Linked DNA regions of Homo sapiens: region 2 is linked to region 1. The links are chromatin loops, found by intact Hi-C in ENCODE. Cell type or tissue: CD4-positive, alpha-beta T cell. All regions are shown on one strand. Links, peaks and the distances in the headings refer to the core of each region. The heading gives the core; the rest is flanking DNA.

Region 1 (2,898 bases), core at 215-2,714:
AATTTTTTTAAATTTTTAAATGAAGATGAAATGCTTACTTGAGCATTGTCTGGTTCTTCTTTAATTTTGTCCAGAAGCTCCTGCTGTGGTACCACTGCTTTGCCACATTCACCATCCAAAGGTTCTTTCATTCTAATTTTTTACCTCAAAGAGTGTCTCAGGCTCAAACGAATAGATTTCTTCTTGGTAATGGATAGTTGGACACCTAAAATACATACTCAGGCTTATTCTTTTTTCTTCAGGCTTATCTATATGAAAGAAAAACTTTGTGTTGAGTGCATGAGGCTTCACGGCTCGGCATTTGAAAAACAACTCTTCTGGGGCCACAACTAACTTTTTTCTTTCTTCCTGCTTTCTGTTCCTTCAGTAGCTACATAAGAAAACAGTTTTGGGGCAACAGCTCCCACTTCTCTAATATCTTTAAAGACACACAACACACTCTGGTTTTTTCCTATGTTGAAGGTTATTGAAGGGAATTAGACCAGCAGACCAAGACGTGGGAGGAAGTAATAAACTCTGAGAAGAACGGACTCAAGAAATAGTTTCTGACCCCATAAGAATCAGTACTTAGAGGCCCACGTCGGCTTTTATTTCTCAAAGAGGGGCACAACAACCTCCCGGCCCTGACCTATAACTCAACCTTCACTGGAAGCCTCCCTAAGGGCCCCATTTCTCGGCCTAACGCTAGATGTGAGCTCAAGATGCCATCCATCGCAGGCGAACAACAGGAACGCCCTTACTGAAAGTGAGTCACCTGCCTCTTTCAAGGTCTCCGTGTGAGGGGTGGGGGGCATCAAGCCCCTCAGAGCCCCGCTTCACAATCGCCTTCCTGTAGAAAAGAAACTCAATTGGCCATTCAGTAAATTCCCTTCCCCTAAAAGTCAAAGAACTAAACGGGACGAATTAAACCTAAAACAAAAAGCTCTTCAAAGTTGTCTTTATCCGAATAGTCCGGGATGGAAACGGACAACTGGTTGAAAAGCCTGTTCCAAAGAAGAAATGAGAACTTTTGCGCACTCGCCACAAAATATCTACGGGCGCTCATCCCTCCTCTGAGAACCGCACGCTTTCCGAAATTCTCCTTCCCACCAAGAATTCCCACTCCCATCATTGAGGACTAACGAGGCAATGTGGTCTCCGACTGAGAGCGGTGGACTAGCCAGTGAATGTCAACGCGTCCCTAAGGCGATATCCGCAGCCGCCCCAGCCGCGTAGCCCACCTGGCACCGCCCCCGCCGCAACGCCTCGTCACGTGGTGTGGCCTCCGCCCCGCCGTCCCGCCCACTACCACTGCGGCCGCACCCACCTTCTGTCGCCTCCCTGCTACCGGAGGAGCACTGGAATAGGAACCAAGTCCTCTGCATCTAGACAGGGATTATTTTCTCTTCTGGAATTCCGCCTGATCCATCCCAACGCAACGACCGGCCAACCACGCCTGCGCAGCCTTGGTCTCCGCCCTCTTTTCCCGTCAGGCTCCGGACCTGAGCTGAGTAGAACTTCCCAGCATTCCTCTTTCCTCAATTATGGTTCACTTCTTAAAGAGACCGAGGCTCAATAGTGAAAAGGTGGAGATGGCGTTAGAAGGCGCTGTAAGTGCTCTATAGCATTCTTTTTTTTTTTTTTTTTTTTTTTTTTTTTTTTTTTTTTTTTTGGAGACAGAGTATCACTGTGTTGCCCAGGCTGGGGTGCAGTGGCACAATCTCGGCTAACTGCAACCTCCGCCTCCTGGGTTGAAGCGATTCTCCTGCCTCAGCCTCCCGAGTAGCTGGGCTTACAGGCACGTGCCACCACACCTAGCTAATCTGTAGCATCCTTTAGTGCCCATTTCCTGAAAGGTGGCCTACTGAGAGAGCATGATATTAAATAATACTTGGCTTGCTGAGCACTTCACATGCACCATCCCACTTAATCCTCACCATTTAACCCTAAGAGGTATAATTTTTTAATCTCTTGAGATATAAATGAAAAAACTTGCTCAAAATTGAGATTTGGTTTTTTTAATTCAACATTGTTTCACAGATACGTGTATGATTTGTGACTGTTCATTCATTTTGACTGCTGTATAGTATTCTATTTTATGAATATGATACAATTTTAATCATCTACTACTGATGGACATTTGAGTTGTTTCCAATTTGTGGCTATTAGGAATAATGCTTCTGTGAACATTCTTGTCATTGGTGATGTTAAAAGACAAAATTACAACAAATTTAATTTAAATATCTCAATTAGCTTTATTTGTGATTCTAGAATCTGGCAGCACTTCATTCCATAAAATAGAACAAGTGTTCCAATGAGCTGAGCAGAAGAGGTAGGTTTTATAGACAGAGAAGGGCTGGAGAAAGCAGAAGTAAAGAACAAAAAACAGATTGGTTCATTTCAAAGTAACTTTCCAAAAAATAAATAAATAAGTTAATTTCCTTGTAAAGCAGAACCAAGAAACAAAACAATAGAGAAATAACTGATTGGTTAACATCAGGTAACTTCAGTTTATCTTTTTTTGGTAACGATTAAAGCAGAAGAAATTTCATTATTATGCTAATTGAAACTGGCACTCAGGGGAAATTAGACTCTTATTATCTCTTTTTCCTGACTTTTCAGAACTTCAAATAACAACGTAGTTTCCATTTGATGACATGGAACCTCAGTGTGAGTGACTCCATTTTGATTTTTAGTCTGGTTCATTGAGACCTACTGCAGGAGCTTAGCCCGAAACAATGGCCTACAAGTTTTATTTAACAGTGATACATATGCACACATTTCTGTTGGGTTCATACCTAAAAGTGAAATTGCTTGTTATGTATATGTAAAATTTAGGTAGATAATCTCAGGCAATTTTAGAAAATGGTGGTTTCAGTTTATACTCCCTTCAGCCATGTATGAGAGTTTCAGTTTCCC
Region 2 (2,898 bases), core at 213-2,712, 170 kb before region 1:
CATCCCTGGAAGGAGCTCAGGCAACCCCTGCTATCTCCAAACCAAGAGAGTGGGCTCCCGGTCCCTTCTCCCTTCACCCCCGTCCTCCCACACACGGGACGGAGGTGGCCTCTTCTGGAGAGAGCAGCTGGCTCGAGTGCAGTTCTGCCGTTTTATTTTTCCTGGGATATTCAAGGGGATGTGGGAACAGCCACAGGTGTGGTGAGGGGAAGCCCCCATCTCCCCTCCCCAGCCGCTGGGAAAGGGGAGAGGCCCAGGCGCCCTGGTCCTGGGTTGGTCCAGCCACTGTGGTCCCTGGGCCCAGTGGGCAGAGGGCTGAGGATGGAGCCCCTGGGAGGGTGGGGCGGGCTCCTAGGCAGGGTTCGGGATTCTTCATAAAAAGCCACGAAGCTTGATCCCCACGAAGCCCAGCCCCGCGGGGTGGGGGAGGGGGGGACGCAGAGCCCAGATGAGGGACCCGGCCCGGCCTGGCCCGTGGGGGAAAGAATGGCAGAGATGGTGCCCATGGGGAGGAGGTGGGGACAAAGCGTCGGACCAGGTGGGCAGGGGATCCAGGTGAGGGGCGCAGGGCGGAGAGGCACGGCCCCCTGCCCAGCCCGGGCGCCTTCGCGTGGGATCAGGAAGGTAAAAAACCCACGAGAGTGTGACGGGCCCGGGGGCCGGGGCGTCCGGTGCCGGTGGGGCGGGCGCACGGGGCGGCCCGCGTTCACAGTGACCTCGACGCTGGGTGTACAGTACGGGTGGAGAACCGCGGGCCCGGGCCGGGCTGGGCGGGCCGGACCGGTCACAGCCTGGTCTGGGCCTCGGGGATGTAGATCTCGATGCTGTCGGCGCTCTCGGTGGCCGAGCTGTGGCGGAAGGAAGCGGCGCGCTTGGCCGCCAGGAGCCGCTTGCGCGCTTCCTGCCGCTGCCGGTCCACGGAGTCCAGGGAGCGCTCCTTCACCGGCACGCCCCGGCCCCGCAGGGGCTTCTTTGGTATCGGCGGAGGGACCTTCTTCTCCTCCTGCGGGGCAGAGGGCGTCGCTGAGCTGGGGCGCCGAACCATCCCAACACCCAGGTGTCCGCCCCCGCACCCCCGCGCCCAGAGTGCTGACGACCGCGTGGCTCCGAACGCGATGGCGCTCAGAATCCGCCACGGATCCCGTGACCTGAAGCCCCAGGTGCTCCTGTTCCGACAAGGTCAAATCCCCACATTTTCCACCAAAGCGCGGCGCGTTCGAGCGCCCCCTGGTGGCGCCGTTCTCAACAGCTCGCAGCAGAGCCGGTTTTTCACTCCGGGTCCCGACCCGAAGGAGGGAGTTCCCGACCCAGGCTCCGCAATGAGGGTGCACATACCAGGCCTCTGGCCCTCATCGCAGACAAGGTCCAGGGACCTGGCGGCTGAGGGGACCCTCAAGGCTCTGCCGTCGATGCCTAGGCCCGAACTGAGGACAGTCTGTCCTTCCGTAAGGTCTACTTTTGCTCTCTCCAGCTGCAGCCGCCGCCACCCCCCCAACCCCGCTCCCCCGCGCTGAGGAAGCCTTGGGGTTCTGGCAGCTCAAGCAGTGATGAGCACTGGGGCCAAGCAGACGGCAGTGGCCACGAGCGTGGTCACTCTGGAAGGGGATGGTCACCTATCACCTGTCCAAGGCTGCCCTTGCTGCCCATGGATCCCTTCCCCTGCCCCCTTGTTCGTCCCACCCTCCACCTCTCTGGGGAGGGGAATTTCCCAGAGTCTGGCCTCTTTGCCTGAAGGCACCCCAGCCCCACCTTAGGCTCCAGGAGTTTCCAGCTGTTGGCCTTGAGTTGCTGTAGCTCCAGGAACTTGAGGGTCACATCCTCGATGGAGAGCTGTAGGAGGTCCCAGAAACCCGCCAGGTCCTGGAAGGTGGGCACAGGGAACGCAGTGGGATCCTGCAACAGAGGAAGATGGAGGGAAAGTGATTGGTCAAGGAGGTCTGAGCCCCAGCCAGGACAAGAGAAAGTCCTATCCACCCTTACTGCCAGGAAGCTCAGCCTGGGAGAGTGGGTGGGGGCTGGGAGACAGGGGGACAAGAGCGAGCCCAGGACTCCCCTTCTTGTGCACAAACACCTGGTCCTACCTCCAGGCACAAGACTCACAGCTACCCCAGAAGGCATGCAGGCCTGGTCTCACCTCTGGTACACACTCACTCTGGGTCACCTGCCTGTCTCACCTCCAGCACACACACACTCTGGGTCACATGTATCTGGTAGGATCTACTACTATGGGCACTCACCATGCTTTGCTGACACAGCCGGAAGAACTGCTGAACCTTCTGGGACAGGAGAAGTTGTGTGCTGCCCACAGCACTGCGGATCTTCTCCAGGACTAGAAAGCAGAAGGAAATTCAGGGAGGGAAATGATGCATCTCCTTCCCCAGCCTCCACGAAGTCTGCCCTGAATGACGCTGACCCCTCGGTTGCTTGGCACTGTGTATCCATCAGTCTCCTCCAGCCCCAGCCCCATCCCATCCTCAAGTTCCTAACAAGTTCTCGCTCCACTACACCAAGACTGTATCCTCAGACACTGATGTTCCCTCCTTCATACAGCCTACATTTCTTGAGTGCTCATCCTTCTTTATCCTTTCTCCCTCCCGTATCAGAGAACAGACGGAAACCAGCCCCAGCCTAGCCCTATAGCCTTGGCCAGGGCATTAGCTCAATGACCACCCACTGGCTAAGCTTTGTTCATCACTCCCCAGTGCATGCAAGACTCCTTGGCTCTTTAAGAATGACCAAGTAATTTCATGTACATAACACATCTTCATAGCCACTGTCCCCTCAACTCAGAGATTCTGGGGTAAGACTGTGTCTCCCAGTGGATCTGACTTACAGGAAGGGCCATGCTCTCCCTCGGGCCAGGGCCACATCTCCCTGGCTGAATCTCCCTCTTCTGTG

The links. Peaks named below come from ENCODE experiments on the same cell type or tissue, not always from the same donor. Only the 100,000 strongest peaks of a DNase experiment are listed, where the experiment ranks them.
Region 2: a loop joins it to region 1, with 3.0 times the contacts of the local background. A loop is called at or near these places in 17 of 110 quality-filtered maps.

What each region holds. Positions count from the first base shown.
Region 1 is chr1:35,030,509-35,033,406 of GRCh38, forward strand. ZMYM6 (zinc finger MYM-type containing 6) reads right to left here and starts at 1,437. Exons shown (of 16, transcript NM_007167.4): 1 at 1,307-1,437; 2 at 39-205. The coding sequence starts at 131. LOC124903990 (a long non-coding RNA gene) reads left to right here and starts at 2,212. Exons shown (of 2, transcript XR_007065739.1): 1 at 2,212-2,649. RefSeq lists enhancers at 739-1,265, 1,266-1,790, 1,447-1,626 and a silencer at 1,157-1,276. In CD4-positive, alpha-beta T cell, for the core only: no CTCF peak of the experiment used is centred there; DNase peaks (open chromatin) are centred at 743 and 1,493; H3K4me3 peaks cover 1,777 bases; H3K27ac peaks cover 1,354 bases.
Region 2 is chr1:34,865,299-34,868,196 of GRCh38, forward strand. It overlaps DLGAP3 (DLG associated protein 3), which reads right to left. Exons shown (of 12, transcript NM_001080418.3): 10 at 2,238-2,329; 11 at 1,750-1,893; 12 at 138-1,003. The coding sequence ends at 785. Among named protein-coding and RNA genes, the nearest start is that of SMIM12, 7.0 kb to the left of the region's middle. RefSeq lists a silencer at 627-676 and enhancers at 837-916, 967-1,066, 1,117-1,246. In CD4-positive, alpha-beta T cell, for the core only: CTCF peaks have their summits at 1,210 (motif pointing left) and 1,414; DNase peaks (open chromatin) are centred at 1,213 and 2,233; H3K4me3 peaks cover 1,424 bases; H3K27ac peaks cover 1,600 bases.